3 separate regions of the Mus musculus genome follow, and regions 2 and 3 are each linked to region 1. The links are chromatin loops, found by intact Hi-C in ENCODE. Cell type or tissue: heart. All regions are shown on one strand. Links, peaks and the distances in the headings refer to the core of each region. The heading gives the core; the rest is flanking DNA.

Region 1 (5,858 bases), core at 527-5,526:
TACCAGTCATTCCAAAGACAGCCAAGGGCTGGGATCTCTACTGCTCTGAGCCCACCCCAGGGGAAGGATAAAAGTTATTCTATCTAGAAACAGAATTAGTAACAGGTTTATTTTCACATCAGGATTTTTTGCTCATAAACAAAACAAAACAAAACAAAACAAACAAAACAAAACAAAACCAAGAGGCTGTCAATCCTGCAAGATAGCTCAGAAGGTAAAGGTGCTTGTCTGTTCAAGAGTTCAGCTCCAGAAAACATGTAAAAATAGAAGCAGAGAGCTGACACAGCAATATGGTTCTGTGACCTACACACACACACACACACACACACACACACACACACACACACACACACACACACACACACACTTTAAAGAGGCTTTCAATTGTTTTAAATCCAGTGCCTACTCTTTAGGATTTGGGCATGTGGTACCTTCTTCTGCCATCTTGTAGATATGGCAGTGCCCAAAGGGGGCTTTGGAGTGTGGAATCCAGGGCGCTGAGATGCAAGATTCCAGAAATCTATATGCCTTCATTTCTTCCATTCACATTTGCCTAACCCCCCACCGTGACTCATCAGCTGAGAAAGCACCTCAACTTACCATGTCAATAAAGACTGTGGCCTTGTTTGCCAACACTCTGGTTTTCTCATCCCGTGACAGACCATCACTGGAAACCAACCATAAGGCCGGTTTTAGTATTACATGAAATAACACATGGCGAAGAACCTGGTCAGAGCCAGGCTCTGGGATCTGTCATCCCTTGGCCCTGCATTTAGAGTCAGACAAACTTGGAGTTCCTGTCTTCTATTTCCATCCTCTGTGACCCATTTGACTTGAGTTTCAGCTTCTCGCTTGAGTCCTACCTCCTCCTGGAGTCTTCTCTAGATGTCTGCCTTAAGAGCCCACATGCACTTTTGGGTTATCTTAGCATCTCAGTAACATAGTCCTGGTGGTCCCTGACCCGAGAATGAACACGCCTCTGTCCACTGGGGACTCTGGGCAAGTTACTTTACATCGAAGAAAGACTCAGTAGAGGATCTTTGAGTACACATTAGAAGAGCTAAGATACTTAGGGTTGTGTGTGTGCACGCAGAAATAAGTGATGGAGGTCAGAAAGGAGTGTCTAGCTTAACTGTGTCAGTAGGGCTGGAACTGGCTTTTGGTATCTGTAGATCCAGCTCCTATAGATTCTACCAACTCTGGGTCAGGCACTATAGAGTTCATACAATGGTAGGATCTGTGCAGACAGGTACACACCTTTATTTTTTGTCATCATCCCCTACGTAATACAGTAAAATAACTATTTTTTATTGGTTATTTTATTTATTTACATTTCAAATGTTGCCCTCCTTCTCCATTTCCCCTCAGCAACCCCCCTATCCCATCCCTCCTCCCCTCTCTATGAAGATGCTCTTCCCCCATTTTCTGCCTCACCATTCTAGCATCCCCCTATGCTGGGGCATCGAGCCTCCATAGGAGCAAACGCCTCCCCTCCCACTGATGCCAGATAAGACCATCCTCTGCTACATATGTAGCTGGAGCCATGGGTCCCTCCGTGTGCTCTCTTTGGTTGGTGGTTTAGTTCCTGGGAGCTTTGAGGTGTCTGGTTGGTTGATATTGTTATTCTTCCTGTGAGGTTGCACATCCCCTTCAGCTTCTTCAGTCCTTACCCTAACTCCTCCATTGGGTTCCCTGGGCTCAGTTCGATGGTTGGCTGTGAGTATCTGCATCTGTTTTTGTCAGATGCTGGCAGAGCCTCTCAGGGGACAGCTGTATGAGGCTCCAGTCAGCAAGCACTTCTTGGCATCAGCAATACTACTGGGGTTTGGTGTCTGCAGGTGGGATGGATCCCTAGGTGGGGCAGTCTCAGAATGGCCTTTCCTTCAGTCTCTGCTCTATTCTTTTTTTTTGTCTCTGCATTTCCTTTAGATAGGAACAATTCTGGGTTAAACTTCTTGACATGGGTGGGTGGACCTATTCTTTAACTGGGGGGGGGGCATACCTATCTACTGGAGATGGTCTCTACAGGTTCTGTCTCCCCAGTATAATAACTATTTACAAAGGATTATTTTGTATTAGGTATTGTGAGTAATCTAGAGATGATTTAAAGTATATGGAGGAAGTGTGTAGGCTCTGTGAAAATGCATGCCATTATATACAAAGGACTAAAACATCTGGGATTTGGGTATCTGTGGGATGTCCTGGAATCAATCTCCCTCCCCCACTTCCACCCTCTATACCAATACCAAGGCACGATTGTATGTCTGCTGGGAACCAGCCTAGTTATAGCAATTCGAGCTGGAGGGATACAGATCTTACAAGCAGTACTAGGATGGTATATTTGGACCTACAGTAAGATGGGTTCTGGAGAGACCTACCGCTGGCCAGTGAGACGGGGGGGGGGGTGTTTAGAGCTCTTTGGGAGAACAGCAAGCCAAGGATCACTCCCAGGGGTGAAAGGCATTCACAGGTGAGGAGATGACCAGACAGCAGAGTCCCCAAGTTCCTCATGTTCGGCAGCTGATTGCCCTGTGAGCAACAGCATATCCACAGGCTGGGGAGGCCCTGTGGAGTCTGTGGCTTCCTGTTCAGTGCAGAGGGCCAGGTGAGAGCAGCACTGGGGAGCTGCAGCTCTGTTACCTGCTGCATCTTGGGCTGCAGTTGCTGGGATATTGAAAAAAAAGGGGAAAAGAGGATTTAATATTTATTAAAGCTTTCGATACTGTCATACTCTGCTCCTCCTGGTCAAGGCTGTGCCCTCACCCCCCGGCTTGCTCTATTTAGGATTGGGATGGTTTGCTACAAATGGGAATTGCAGTAAGAGGTTGACTCCAGCTTGTTTTGAGAAACACTAATAGCAATAACACATGGCCTGCAAGTGTGTAAAGAGAGTTTTCAGTCAAAATGCTAAACGCTAAAGCTAAGGAGATAGCTATGTGTGTCGATTAGTCAGCTCGGCCACATTTGCATGTGGCTTCTAAAAGGAATCCACACCTCTTTGAGTTATTAAACCCAGTCACACTGACATCAGAAATAATGATGAGGATTTCACAGATGTTTGAAAAATGCCAAGAATGTTGTTTGATTTCGTCTTTTCTCCTTACTCCTTTCCTGACTTTTTTTTTTCCTTTTCCTTTCTGAATGTTAACTGCATATAGGTGCTATAGCCACACTTCCAGAAAAGTCACAGGGCTTTGATGCTGCCTTGCTCCCTTGCTAGCCATGGAGCTTGCTATGACACGTGCCCGAGCCCTCTAGCTAGTGTCTGTCAGCACACAGTCTTGGCTCCTGGCTTAGAGAGGACTCATGGTTGAGCCATGGAGAATGGCAGTTCCTACTTGGCGGTGGCAAGGATGTGCTCCAAGGACTGCCAGCTGCTTGACATGTCCATCCAGCCGTAAAGCAAATGCCCGACACTGTCCTTAGTACAAAGCGTTTCCTCTTGCCCCACAAAGTAATCCCAGCTGAGTTCCCTTTTCTGCAGACCCTTTAAATGCGATTGGCAGGGAGAAAGCTACGGCCCTGAGACCATGTCCTTTGCCTTTAATGCTATTATCACGTACATGAGCACTGCCAGCTCCATTTCACTCCATGCCCCATGCTCCTGGCACACTGAGGACTTTAGTGTGATCTGCTGGGCTGAAGTGGCTCTTATGTGGTTGGCAGGATCCTTCCGGCTACTACAAAGGCTGCCAATGCCCCTGGCTGTGGCTTGAGATACCCTTTTGTTCCTAGGTACTTGGCCCGGAAAAACAGTTGTGTTTTCAACGGCTTATCATGTACAATGTGTTCTCATCTCTCTATAACCTGAGAAGTCATGGCGATCTCCCTTGCCTGAAGCTGTCCTTTCTAGTAGTGCCTGTATGGGGCTCACAGGGTGGGGTGGGGGGCACCATCAACAAACAGCTTCAGTGGATGGACAAGTACAGCAATTCTCTGGGCCATTTTAAAGATCCAGTGGGCCTCTGGTGAGGCTCAATGGTGAACTTTCTAGTGTGTGTGAGGCCCTGTATTCAACCCCCAACGCTTCCCTAAATAAACAATAAGCAGTCCGTGTCGCTAAATCTTATTACATAGAAGTTGCATTGAAACTGTAAGTCACAGACTAGAGACCTTTTTTGCTGGTCCATCCTAGAGATGATTGTTTGAAGGTTGGATGGAACAGAACCATGGGGCAGAGCACTGGTGGTGGGGAAAAATTTGGAGGCACTGTTAAGCTGTCAGCTCTTTAGAGTGGCTGCTGCATGCAGGTATTGAACCTTACGCGACTATGACACTTTAGACAGACTCTTTCACTCCATCTGCATGACAGGCACAGAAGGCAGAAACGTTGCTTTACCTCAATGGTGAGGATGTTGAGGACACCTGCTTGTGGTTGTATAGCTAGCAGATGGTAGAGCCAAAGTTAGAAGTTACATAAAGTCCCCACAGTTCCCGTCATCCAATGCGGGCCAGCCACTTGGGCTCAGGAAGAGATCAGGATGAGTCAGGCCCTCTGGGACTCCTGACTGTGAAGTCTTTGGGGGAATGATCTGAGTCATGAGGATCACAGGATGCCTTCCTTACCTTTGGGAACCATCAAACATTTGCAGAATAACTTTCCACCCCCTCTTTCATTTGTCTCTGACTCAAACTCGCCCAGTGATTCTCAGCCTGTCTCTAACGAGAAGCATCTCTCTGAGGAGACGAAGATTAGTCTAGAACCCAGGGCATCTGATTGCTGATCTGCACCTCTCATCTGTTTATCAGAGAAAATAGCATTGTCATTAAGCATTGTGCAGAATACTTGCTGGAAGCTCCCGAGTTAACAATGTTATATGACTGATTTACATTTGTGTGTCCAGTATACAGAACAGCAAGGGTCTTGTTGCAGAGATAATCCATAGCTTTGGACCAAGGTATGTTGGTATTTGTAATTTATCTATGAATCAATGAGCCCCACTGTCCTGGCTTCAGAGTCTTTTTTTTTTCTTTTTAAATTGAAAATAACATATTTTTTATACAATATATTCTGATCGTGGCTTCCTCTCCCCCTTATTCCTCCCAGATCCTCCCCACCTCCCCACCCACTCAACTCTTTGCCTTCCCTCTGGCTCTTCAGAGTGATTCTTAATGGCTCATCTTCCTCCTCCTTCTCCCCTCTTCCTCCCACTTCCTATTGTGTAGCTGTTAAGAATTAGAATCGTTTGAAATGCTTCTGAGGTAGGAGCCTCTTTGTCAAAGACAATCTCAGGCAGACTGCTGATATGGCAGGCGGTTTTGAGCAAATTACACAGCAGGTAGTTTATGCCATCAGCAGCTAATGTAAAAGAATCTAGTCTTTTCCTCCTGTGCCTGGATTCTCCTTCAGTTGCCCAGGGTATGCATGAAGAAGTTCACTCTGTGAAACTGCTGAATTGACCAGAAGGTTGCTGTGGTGGTTTGAATATGCTTGGCCCTCTTAGGAGGTGTGGCCTTGTTAGAGGAAGTGCATCACTGTGGGTGTGGGCTTTGAGATCCTATGCTAAAGCTTTACCCAGAATGGAAGAGACCCTCCTCCTGGCTGCCTGCAGAAGACAGTCTCCTCTTGTTCAGATCAAGATGTAGAACTCTTGCCTCCTCCAGTACCATATCTGTCTGCACACTACTGTGCTTCCTGCCATGATGATAATGGACTGAACCTCTGAAACTCTAAGCCAGCCCCAATTAAGTGTTCTCCTTTATAAGAGTTTCCTTGGTCATGGTGTCTCTTTACAGCAACGCAAACCCACCTAAGACATTTGCTTATTCTCCAACCTTATGCCAAGTGAGAAGGGATAAGAAAAGAACAGGGAAAGGAAGAATGGAGACACATGAATGAGAAGAGTGGGGGCCATACT
Region 2 (5,858 bases), core at 552-5,551, 220 kb after region 1:
CTGCTATATATGCTTGTGGGGGGGGGCTTTCTCAGAAGGGGAAATAAAATAGTCATTGGAGGTGGAGGGAGGGAGGGATCTGCGTGGGAGAGGGGATAGGGGGAGAGGACCGGGACTCGACAGGAAGACCAACAGAGTCAACTAACCTGGACCCTTGGGGGCTCTCAGGATCTGAACCACCAACCAAAGAGCAAGCATGGACTGGACCTCGCCCTGCCATGCACACATATGTAAAAAGTATTCCTATCCAGAAAGTGTTCCATTCATTTGAATAATTAGTAACTCACCACTGGGTCATTTGGTCAATGACTAGTGGGGACGGTTAGACAGCAACCTTCTGATATCGTTGGTCATTTGTATATGACAATGTAAAAAAGTGTGATAATGGATGTTGAAGTGGAACTGTGTAAGCAATATGCATTACTCTGCAGTTAACAAAACATTCACACACCAACTGTCTCATCCGAGATACAATTTACATTCCTACAAGCAGTTCAAAACACCAAGTCCTAGAAAGTCTCAAAGGTACTCTCCAGGCATGCAGTCAATATGAAGAAACACTAGAACCCAGGTCTTCTAACTTGTAACTAGGGTTTTGTTTTTGTTTTTTTCTGTGCAAGAATATATTATTGGATTTAAAAATTATACCCTAAGGCAGTGGTTCTCAACCTTCTTAATGCTATGATCCTTTAGTACAGTTCTTCATGTTGTGGTGACGTTCTGCCTAATCATAAAATTATTTTTGTTGCTACTTCACAACTGTAATTTTTCTACTGCTATGAACTGCAATGTAAATATCTGATATGCAACCTCCTGTAAAAGAGTTGTTTAAACTCCCAAGGGGGTAGAGCACCACAGGTTGAGAACCCCTGCCCTAAGGTCTAGTGATAAGGTCCCTGTCTTCCTTGCTCGTGATGGAAAATGAATAAGGCTACAGCTAAGGGGAAAAAAATCAATACACCCCAGACTTTCATGGCCACGATGAGAGTTTAAAGGAGAAAATCCCCAGGATATCTTCTTGAATATGTGTAGATTCGTCTACAAATCTGTCACAACCGAAACACATGTTCCCAAGGCTTAGGCAAGCCAGCAAGTGATTTCTCTAATCCCTTACCTATAAATTTCTAGCCCCATGCTGTTGGCAAACAAGACTCCTTCCCTCTTTGTGGCCTGCCATCTGTGTATAATTACACCTCCACGTAGCTCAGAAAGCGCACACTCCGCTCACAACCCAGCCATACAAAGGAGCAAGGAGTGAACAACGGGGATGTGTGATCTTTGTCCTGGAAGCCACAGTTCCAGAAAAACTACTATGCCTATGGAGAAGAGGATGGTGAATACTGAAAAATAATTAGTGAGAGGTTCGCTCGGAGGTCTTGAGGGATGGGTAACAACGAGGTGATGGCTCTAGGCCAGCAAAGGGGGAAAACCAGCCATGATAAGTAGGGTGGTTTGTGCAACCATGAATCAGGAGGAATAACCAGGGTCAGTTTTCACACTCTGAGAAAATAAGGCTGTTGGGAACAGCAGCTGAAATCAAAGAATAACATCAGGGGTTTTCACTGGAACATTATATACGATTTTATAGACTTTGTAAGTCAAGCTGAGTGGCTTAGAGCTAAACTGCTGTGTCTAAGAACAGCGTGTGGATCGGGACTTCAAGGGTGGATGAGCTGGGTTAGTGCTGGGAGCCAGTGATGCACAAGGAGGGCTGTTTCAAGGGTCAGTGACTAGCAGGCAAAGGCTCTGCTTGGGAAAGAAGCTCTGGCCTGAAATGGCAGTGGTGTGAGAGGTGTTTCATGAGAGAAAAAAAAAAAAAAAGAGTCTGAGCTCTATTGATCGGCCTGGGTAAAGGTTGCTCCGGAGGGGTTCCCCCACCCTTGCCCCCAAAACCCATTTCTCCTGCCTGTGCAGGGAGCACTCAATACCAGAACTGCATCCAACAGTAAACAAAAGTCCAACACAAGCTGTATGTGTGCATTAGCCTGGCACACAGGAGATCAGTGCTTGTTGAGTGGATGGCTAAATGCATAAATAAGCAAGATGTAGGTTGCAGAGCGCAGGTAGAACTGTACCAGAGGCAAATAAAGTCTAGAAAATAGGGTTGAAAAGACAGCTCAGTGGGAGCAGTTGCCGCCTCTGCAGAGGACCTGAGTTCAGTTCCCAGCATTCCCACCAAGCAACTCACAATGGCCGTTAATTGCAGTTCCAGGAGATCTGACAGTGTCTGGGCTCCACAGGCACCTGCACACATGTGCTACACACATATAAACATGCAGGCATTTACACATATGCATCAAATAAAAATAAATAAATCTTAAAGATCTGGTAGAAAGCCAGGTGACATATTCACAGAGAGAAAACTTACATTTTCATGCCAACTGTCATAGCAAAGCTGTGACTTGTGGCACTAAAGAGTAAGTTGACACGCTAAAATATTCCCTATGCCAGGCTGATGCATGTGTGTATGTATGAAATGGGGTGTGGGGGCTTGGGGTTACTCACGGAAAATGCAGACACCAGGTAAGCCTGATTGTACACATTCAAACCTCTGTGTTCTTTGTCTCAACGGCCCACGTTTCCTGAGCAGGATATGTGTGGGTTGCTCTCATGTGGCCATTATTTTCGGCTCTCTCTTAAATATTTCAATTCCCATTCTATGAATGAATCAAAGGGAGGTTGCCTTGGCAACCGTTCACCTTTCTCTAATCAAGCCTCCTGAACAACCTCAAGTGGCTTCTAGAGATAAAAGCTCTCAGCACGTGCAGAGTCAAAAACCTCTCACACCGCTGCGGGGGGGGGGGGGGGGCGCTGGGACCAGAAGCGGCTAAACACCCTCCTCCCACCGCCTCTCGCTCCTGTAACCACAGCCATTCATGCTGGCAACTGAACACTGAGATGCAGTTCTGCAAAGGACAAAGGATAGTAAGGGGCTCTTTGACAAGGTGCTTGTGAACCTTCTCTTTCCCAGATAACCATGGCACTGCCCAGGGAGAAGCGGGTTCATCAAATCTTTCCTCTGCCAGTTACCCTGGGAAGTATTGTGTTCCGTTCTGGGCTCTAGCAGAAGGCTAGGAGTTTCATCAGGGACGTGCGCGCGCGCGCGCACACACACACACACACACACCCCAGACTCTAAGAAGGGAGGGAGAGTCCTTAGGGGCAAAGTGAAAGCACAGTCAGAAGTCAGTTTTGAAATCTGGGTCGCTTATCTTAGTAGGGAAAGAAACAACCTCGCTATTTGAAAACAAGGACATTACTGGGACTGGAGAGCTGATGGCTCAACAATAAAGAGCACAGGCCACTCTGGCAGAGAACACAGTTCAAATCCCAGCACCCACGAGGCAGCTCACAACCATCTTTAATTTCAGGTCCAGAAAGATACAACGCCCTCTTCTGGACTCTGTGGGCACTGCATGCACATAGTGCACAGATATACGAGCAGGCAAAATACCCATCTATAATATATCTTCTTATTTTACAATTTCAAAGAAGAGGAGGAGGAAGAGTGTCTCTGGCTCCCTATAGACATGGTGGTTTGGAAGTGAGAAGAAAGACCCCAATAGCAAAAACAGGGACCTCGAAGGTTTAGGTTTTTTGTATTTTTTTCTTGCCTATGGCTTGGGTTCCTGTCCTTAGGATTCTGTTAAATTTCTCCAGGATGCTGCTTCCTATAATGCTAGGCCTTGGTTGGAAATGATGGTGGGAAAGGCACCAAATGATCCTGTTCTGAAAGCACTCTTGTCCACTGCAGACAGAATACAGAGGTTAAGGTAGCGGCACAAGCCATTTCACTCTCAGAGCCAAAGCCTGACAGCCCTCCACAATGGCAGCAGGTCCTTCCACTGTGGTGTATACAAGAGCTTAATTTTCAGGTTAGCTCTGACTGTGAATGAAGAGATGAGTTGAGCATGGGAGAGGGATGTGTCAGGGACATCTGGTTTTGGACTGTACGAGATATATTTCTCCATAAGTATTTTCACAGATAAGTCTTACCCTGGAAAGTTTTAGGAGCTGCTAGAGGTCCCTTAAAAACTAATAGAAATAATAGAAAAAAATAATAATTTCAACATTAAACAGAATAACATATGAATTAAGACCAACTCCCAGCCAGATTTACAAAGCTTATAAACTGGTTTGGACTCATGAAACCTTTGGCAGGGTAGTAATATAATTTTTCCCTGGCTTATAATATGTTGAATGTTGCATACACAGACTTACACACGTGTAATACCCAAGGCAATTATTTACTACAGGAAAATTGGTTCAGAAGGACAGTACTGCCACACCTTGGTGACACTGGGGGATGGATCCTAGCATAGCCCTTGGAACGGCAGATATTCAGATTCCCTATAAAAATGGTATAACATATGCATGCAGCCTACTCAAATCTTCAAAACTCATTTCTAGATTATGGGTCCAATTGATGCAATGTAAAGATTAGGTGTGCTGCACTGCTCAGAGAACAGAGAAGAGGGACCACATAGTCTACACGTGTTCAAATACACATGCAGCTTTTCCCTGAATACTTTGTATCCATGAGTGACTGATTCTACAGGTACACAATCCCCACATAGGGAGAACTTTGATGTAAATCAAAGTTTACGGTATGACTTCATGTGTATAAAGCACCTATGGATCCATTTAGTGTAAACAATTCATTCAGTGTATAAATCAAAATTACAATATAACCAAACTACAAGGGTAGAAGGTCAAAAGAAGTGTGGGGAGAGGGCTGTATGATGTGTGTATACATATGTCATAGAAGCAAAGAAAGGACAGCTCATCTCTGTTTTATAGGCTAAAAAGTCATGATAAATAACTAACAACATAAGCACAAAAAGAGCCAACCTCAATGGAGACGATGTCCCCACCAGAATGGCCTGCGGATACCCCTATGGTGCATTTTCTCGGTTGATGAGAGAGTGTGGGAGGGTCCAGCTCACTATGGGTGGTACGACCCCGGGTCTGGTGGTTCTGGGTCCACAGTAAAACAGGCTGAGGGAGTTATGAGGATAAGCCAATAAACAGTATTCCTCCATGATCTCTGCTTCAGTTCCTGCTTCCTGGTTCCTGCCCCGACTTCTGTCAGTGATGGATGGTTACCAGGAGATATAAGCTGAAATAAACCCTTTCCTTCCCAAGTTGCTTTTGGCTATGGTGTTTTATCACTACAGTAGAAGCACTAAGACGGGGCCCTTAAGGGGAGTGGAAAGTAATACTTTTCCTGGCAAGTCTCAGAACATAACTTGTGTGTGTGTGTGTGTGTGCGCGCGCGTGTGTGTGTGTGTGTGTGTGTGTGTGTGTGTGTGTGTGTTGCACGCACATGAGTATATAGGTGTACAAATGGAGGCCAAAGGACATTGGTGTTTTAATCACATTGCACTGTGTTATTTTGAGGCAGGATCTCTCACTAAACTGGAAGCTTGTCTCAGGCTGGCAGGCCAGCAAGCTCGGGATCCGCCTGTCTCCACCCCATCAGTGCTCAGATTCCAGACTCACATACCATGGCCAGCTTTCTACACAGGTGCTGGGGATTCAAACTAGATCCTTGTATTTGTAGAGCAAACACTCTTTCACACCTAGTCACCTTCTTGCTTCCAATGCAACTTTGTAAATTCTGTGTATAACTTTAAGAGAAGGAAAACTGAGTTCAGAGGTCACCCACGGGTGAACCACGGAGATGTGGACACCCTAAACTGAGATGCACCCCATTCCCCATCTCTAGCACTTCATCCTAGATCCTGAGGCACAGCAGAGTCAGACCCTGCTCCCCTGGCACAGGATTGTGACACAGGAAGACACAAGGCAGCTGTTGCGAACAAGATGCTGAGGAAAAAGTGGGTAGGAGAAAGTCC
Region 3 (5,858 bases), core at 552-5,551, 93 kb before region 1:
GCTGTCCTCGTCTGGCTATATGGGGAGTTCAGGCAGGCTTTATATGCAGTGTTGACGTCCCTGCAAAGACACTTATCGTTGGCCGCGGGAGGATGGGGGACGGTTCTGTTAGTAGTCCCCAGCTCTCAAGGCGGCCAACTTAATGTCAGCATCTCCTCCCAGGAACACTTTCAACTGCCATCCTTCCAAGGAATGAAACTGACGGTCGATTTCGTCTGTCCAGTCTCTGAGTCTGGTGGGGAGGATGTAGAGCAATAGAATGATCTGGCAGCGGGGCAGAGGGAAGAGGAAAGTTCTTAGGGTTGGCAGCCCTCGAAAGGTTGGTTCCTGCTTCGGAAACCCTGTTCTGCCTTTGATTTCTGACGATTCTGGATAGAGTGTCACAGGAGCACCTGCCTGCTGCCACCCTCAGGAACACTGCCCAAGCCGACCGGGAAGTTCTCCCAAATGTCTTTGGGACTGGGGGGAAAGCCAGTTTTTAGATGTGTCCCATCTGGAGGAATTGTAGCCTCTTACAAATTGAACACGGATTAGAGGCTCAGGCAGTAAATCCTGGGTCGGCCCTTTATATTTTCCCTTGGATTTTTTTTTCCCCTGCACACAACGGCAGATGGAAGAAATTAATGAGACATGTTACATTCAAGGAGAACCGGGAGCCTCAAAAGTGGCTGCCGGGCTCCCTTTGGCGGGGTTCTCTGTGGCTCGGTGGAAGGTTGCGGTGTGCTTCCCGCTGCTGGGCCCTTGTGGCAGGAGAACCGAGGCCAGGAAGCAAGCCCAGTTTAGACACCTGCACCCTTAGGGCATCCAAATAATACCCCTCGAGTCATCTCAGAAACGGATGGCTACACCCCCAACTAAGTCACTTGTTTATTTTTATGTATTTAGCTCTGCTCCGTTTGAAGTGGGTGAGCTGGTCTGTGTGTGTGCCCACACAGCCATCTGGGTGAGAACTGGAGAACAGATTTCGGGCTCCTTGGGTTCTTTGGTTTGATTGGAAATTCGCTTCCTCCTTGGACTCTCATTTGCAATGTTTAATGGAACAGAAATGCCGTGTGAGAGAGAAGCTGTGCCCAGTGTCGCAGATGAGCTCTTTGCCCATTTATTGGTTGATTTCAGTGAGTGTAAATAGATCACAGATTTGTTGGCACTTCTGAGCGGTGATCCAGGGTTTAGACCAAGCCCCCAAACTCCAGTGAGTCTGAAAAAAAAATGTTCCACCAGGTGAACTGTCACCACCAGGTCAGCCTAAGGTCATTTCAGCGGGGATTGGGGATTGGGGGTTAGGGTGGGGGTGGGGTGATGCTGACTGGTCGGGACTGAGGATGTAGCCAGGGATTCTGTGTCTTGCCTAAGGGCCTCCGCATCTTTCAGCTGGTGATTGCATGGGCATTGTTCCTTTGGAGATGAGTCTATATGGCCAGAGCTGCCCTCCAACTAGGAAAGGCAGAGAGCCAGACAGCGTTTGGGTCACATCTGAACTTACACCCTTCACGGAATACAAAGTGGCCACTGGCAGGCTGCCGCTTTCCAGGATGACATTCCTGAAGCTTCTGGCGTGCCCCACTCGGTTTAAAGGCTTAAAGAGCCTGGAACTCCAGGCTAACCACCGCAGGTGTGTCCCGTTTCTCCTCGGAATTGTTTGATGCCCGTTGACCAGTCAGAGCATCTCTTCCAAGCTGGACATGCATTTTAGTTGTTATTGTTGTTGTTGTTTGTGTTTTTTGTTTGTTTTTTTTTTTGTACGAAATGTGCTTGCTGGCTGCAGTTCTCAGGATTCTGTCACATATAGCTTGGACTTCTTGGGATCTCTAACTTCTACCAGTATGATGCCATATGTCTTAAGAAAGCCTTAAAGTTCCAGCAACATCACAGGTGTGATGTTATGGAATGAATACTTTTTAATAGGCAGACAACAGTAAGAACCACGTAGAGCCAGGCAGTGGTGGCTCACGCCTTTAATCCCAGCACTTGGGAAGCAGGGGCAGGCAGACTTCTGAGTTCGAGGCCAGCCTGGTCTACAGAGTGAGTTCCAAGACAGCCAGGGCTACACAGAGAAACCCTGTCTCAAAACAAGCAAGCAAGCAAACAAACAAACAAAACAAAAACAAAACAAACAAGCCCCCAAAAAAGAAACAAACCAAAAACCACACAGAAAGTAACTCCATCAAAAGCCTCTTTGTTCTTTACCATAGAGTCTTAGCGGTATCCCTGGCGACCCAAGAACTCCTTCAGCCCACCGTCTGTCCTACTCCATTGCTTCTCTCTTCTTCCTTCCCTATCCTCATCATTCAAACTTGCTTTGTTTCACGTACATGTGTCCTTATGTGTTTATTTTATATGCATAAAGTCCTAAAAACAGCAGTGTTACTGTGTAGACTTTATCCTCTGTTGGTTCTGGTGTCGAGGAGGGATCCAGATACTAGTGCTCTAATACCTGTGCTCTGTAAGCTGAGTTCTACCACAGGTAGCCAGTGCAGCTAACTACCCTTACACTGCTTGCCTTTTCGTCTCTTCTTGATTTCGGACATTTCTCTATGTCCTTTTGCTTTTTTACTATACTGTTGAATACTGCTCCCAGAGTAGAGGGAGATGGCTCAGTGGTTCAGAGCACTGGCTGCTCTTCCAGAGGAGCAGGGTTCAATTCTCAACACCTATATGGCAGCTCATAACTGACTGTAAACTCCAGCTCCAGGGGATTTGACACTCCCATACATACCTATATGCAGGCAAAACACAATGCACATAAAATAATAATAAATAGTACAGCTTCTCTTTTTGCTGACATTATAATCTAACCACTGTGTATTTGATTACTTATTTATTTTATCTCTTTTTCTTGTCTTTCACAGACTGCTGCACTAAATGCCCTGCTCTCTATCTTCTAGTGTACACATGATTTCTTTTTCCCCTAATGTGTGGACCTAGAAATAGAACTGCTGGATGCAGTCCCTGGATACGCTGTTACTGCCAAGCACCTAAGCATTCCCACGTCAGGGATCACATTCCTCCAGCACCAGCCACCCTTGGTGTTGTGGCATCACTATATATCAGCAGCCTGAGGGCAACTTTCTGCTATTTTAATTTGCAAATACACTCTACCTTGCCATCTATCTGTGCATGTTTGGGTTGAGAAAATATTTTTACTCAATAAAATACACTTTGAGCTTTGTCTTTTCTTTTGTTAAAAACAAATTAAAAAAAAAAGAGTTGAAGGGTTGAATCCATTTTCCAGAGATTACACCTCTTAACCCTCTGTGTCTGTTAAGGGGATGGTTAAATATCTTTATTTCTGAAAAAAAAAAAAAAGGTGCCACAAATCCCGATTGATGCATAGTGATCATGACCGACCATTGACTTGATGAATCCTGGGCCCAGCGTGGTGCTGCTGGATGCTCTGGGAGGGTTTGCAGACACTAAATGCAGAAGAAATGTCCACACTGCTCAAGTCTCCTGTCCGCACAACCTTGCACCATGCTGTTGCAAGCACAAAGACTGATGGGAACATGAGAACCGCTGTCTTTTTCTTCCTTAATATTCTCTATGTTTTACACAATGAGTCTTATACACCTCCCACCCTTCCATTGACAGAAAGATGTCTCCAGCCACACAGCTCACCCTGATGACTCTGCAGCTGAGAGGTGAAGCTGGCTCGCTGGCTTGCTCTCCTCTCCCCCTGTCCCCTCTCTCTTCCATTATTTTATGAGTATGCACATTTTGCCTGAATGTATGTCCGTGTACCATATGCCTACCTGGTACCCATGGAAGCCAGATGAGGGTGTCTGATCTGGAACTGCAGGTATAGACATGATGAGCTATGATGAGGGTGTTGGGAATTGAACTCAGGCCCCCTGGAAGAGCAGTCAGTCAGTGACCTTAGCCACTAAGCAATCTCTCCAGTTCTCCCCTATTTCCTTAATGTTCCCAACTACCTAAAGTTCCCTTTTCTTTGTATTCTTGTATTCTTGTGGCACTGGGGATCAAAGCCTGGGCCTCCAGTGTGCTAGCAAAATACTTCTACCATGGACCTATATACCTAGCCCATCCCAACCACCCTTTAAATATCCTATACTTAAATGGGAATAGCTAGGTAGATAAGAGTCATTTGCCACGGTTATAAGGATCTAATAGTGCTGGTTTTGTGAAGATCACCACTCTCTCTAGACACACTTTGGGGAGAACAAACTTTAACACAGTGATTCAGTTTCACCCCTAGGAACACATGAAGGTGTGGGTGATCCATGGAGTTTCCTGAAACAGTAGCTGAGGAAGAGGACCGAGTCTAGACAAACATAGCTCTTGGGAGACATGTGCCAACGTTAGAGGCAGGAGTGCATTAGGTATTTTGATGTCTCTCCATTTCCATTCCCATTCTTTGGTTGCTATTTCCCAAAGGAAGTCAGAGGGAAAAGGTGCCCCGGAGATGTCATTAGGGATGGAGTAGGGGAGTTAAGGGCAGAGAAATGTTCTGCGTTGGTGTGACAAGAGGACAGCCAACCCATTTCATCCTCCAGACACACCAGAGTCCTTAGTTTTACTCCCATTGTGTGTAACCCTGTTTAAGGTGAAGGATTGAGGAGCCATCCCAAGTCTAACCATCTTCAACTCACATATGCACTTCAGATTTCTTGAGAATCTGTAAGAACCTTTGGTGGAAACAGTAACCCTTAGCTATCTAGCTGATCATATTTACATGTAAGGTATTTTTAAAGTGTCTGGGAAGGACTGTGACTATAACCATGGTAGTTGGTTGCCTACCATGTGCAAGACCCTGGGGTTAGATTCCCACGGCCATAAGAATACAAACATACAAGAAGGCGGTTGGATGCATTAAGAAACTGAAGGGGCTGATTCACATCTCGCTTGGCTGTAGAACCGGCTGGGAGGGCTGGTTACAAACTGCTCTGTTGCCAGGGTCTTGGTCTTTCCCCTGGGATTATGACATTTCCCCAGAGTCTTGGGATCCCCTGTTTTAACCAAATTACATATGGCACTCACTGTCCCTCTTTGGAACAGAACACCCACGTACTGTATCTGGTGGCTCCCAGACCAGAGCACTCAGTCAGCTGCCAGGCTGGGAGAGCATGGCTCTGCATGGCATAAAGAAGCCAACACCCATTACTGTGATGCCTCATTTCCTCAGTGTGTGCTCCTCTGTCTGTTGTGCAGTGCTGGGGAGTTAGTGAATCAGGGGCTTCGAACCAAGATCTTTTCTTCTGTGCTCTCGAAAGTCTTCTGTTTGACTGGTCAACTAACCAACTCCCCATCTTTCTTGGTTTGTAACAGTTGCCTCTATTCATTTACTAACTTAGGCCTGGGTGTCCCAGGGTCTCTCCCTCTCATCACGGTGTTCAGTCGTGGGTCTCTGTGTACATTCCCCATCTACTTACAGCAGGAGAAAGCTACTTTGGTGATGGCTGAGTCAGACAGTGATCTGAGTCCCGGTCTGGTGAGGCCACTAAGGATCCCAGGTAGAAAGTATTTCTAGGTATAGGTGGCTGACATGAAGGGCATTATTATTTAACTTATTTTGTGTGTATTAGTGCTTGTCCGAAGGCATGGCTGTGCCACATATATGCCTGGAGCCTGTGGAAGTCAGAAAAAGGGCATTGGATCTTAACCACTGAGCCATCTCTCTAGCCCTATTGCATTATTTTTAATTATGAGTGTGTTTCTCTCTCTCTCTGTCTGTGTGTGTGTGTGTATGTGTGCCTGTGCACGCATGCCTGTGTGTGCAGGGGGTCTTCTGTGTGAATGTCTGTAGGTAAGAGCCAGAAGTATGGGAGTCTGCCTAGAGCTGGAGTGGTTAGGAGCTGTACAACACAGGCAATGGGACTCGAACTCAGGACCTCTGCAAGAGC

Evidence for each region. Hi-C counts contacts between places; a loop is a spot of excess contacts. Peaks named below come from ENCODE experiments on the same cell type or tissue, not always from the same donor. Only the 100,000 strongest peaks of a DNase experiment are listed, where the experiment ranks them.
Region 2: a loop joins it to region 1, with 2.0 times the contacts of the local background. A loop is called at or near these places in 2 of 42 quality-filtered maps.
Region 3: a loop joins it to region 1, with 2.1 times the contacts of the local background. A loop is called at or near these places in 2 of 42 quality-filtered maps.

What each region holds. Positions count from the first base shown.
Region 1 is chr8:34,611,894-34,617,751 of GRCm38, reverse strand. All of the region lies in intron 2 of B930018H19Rik (RIKEN cDNA B930018H19 gene), which reads left to right. All of the region lies in intron 2 of Gm34096 (a long non-coding RNA gene), which reads right to left. Among named protein-coding and RNA genes, the nearest start is that of Gm34096, 8.1 kb to the right of the region's middle. In heart, for the core only: no CTCF peak of the experiment used is centred there; DNase peaks (open chromatin) are centred at 3,291 and 3,631; H3K27me3 peaks cover 1,055 bases.
Region 2 is chr8:34,394,949-34,400,806 of GRCm38, reverse strand. No RefSeq gene overlaps it. Among named protein-coding and RNA genes, the nearest start is that of Gm33831, 11 kb to the right of the region's middle. In heart, for the core only: CTCF peaks have their summits at 3,399 (motif pointing left) and 4,273; no DNase peak of the experiment used is centred there; H3K4me3 peaks cover 804 bases; H3K27ac peaks cover 367 bases.
Region 3 is chr8:34,705,143-34,711,000 of GRCm38, reverse strand. No RefSeq gene overlaps it. Among named protein-coding and RNA genes, the nearest start is that of Gm46069, 18 kb to the right of the region's middle. In heart, for the core only: no CTCF peak of the experiment used is centred there; no DNase peak of the experiment used is centred there.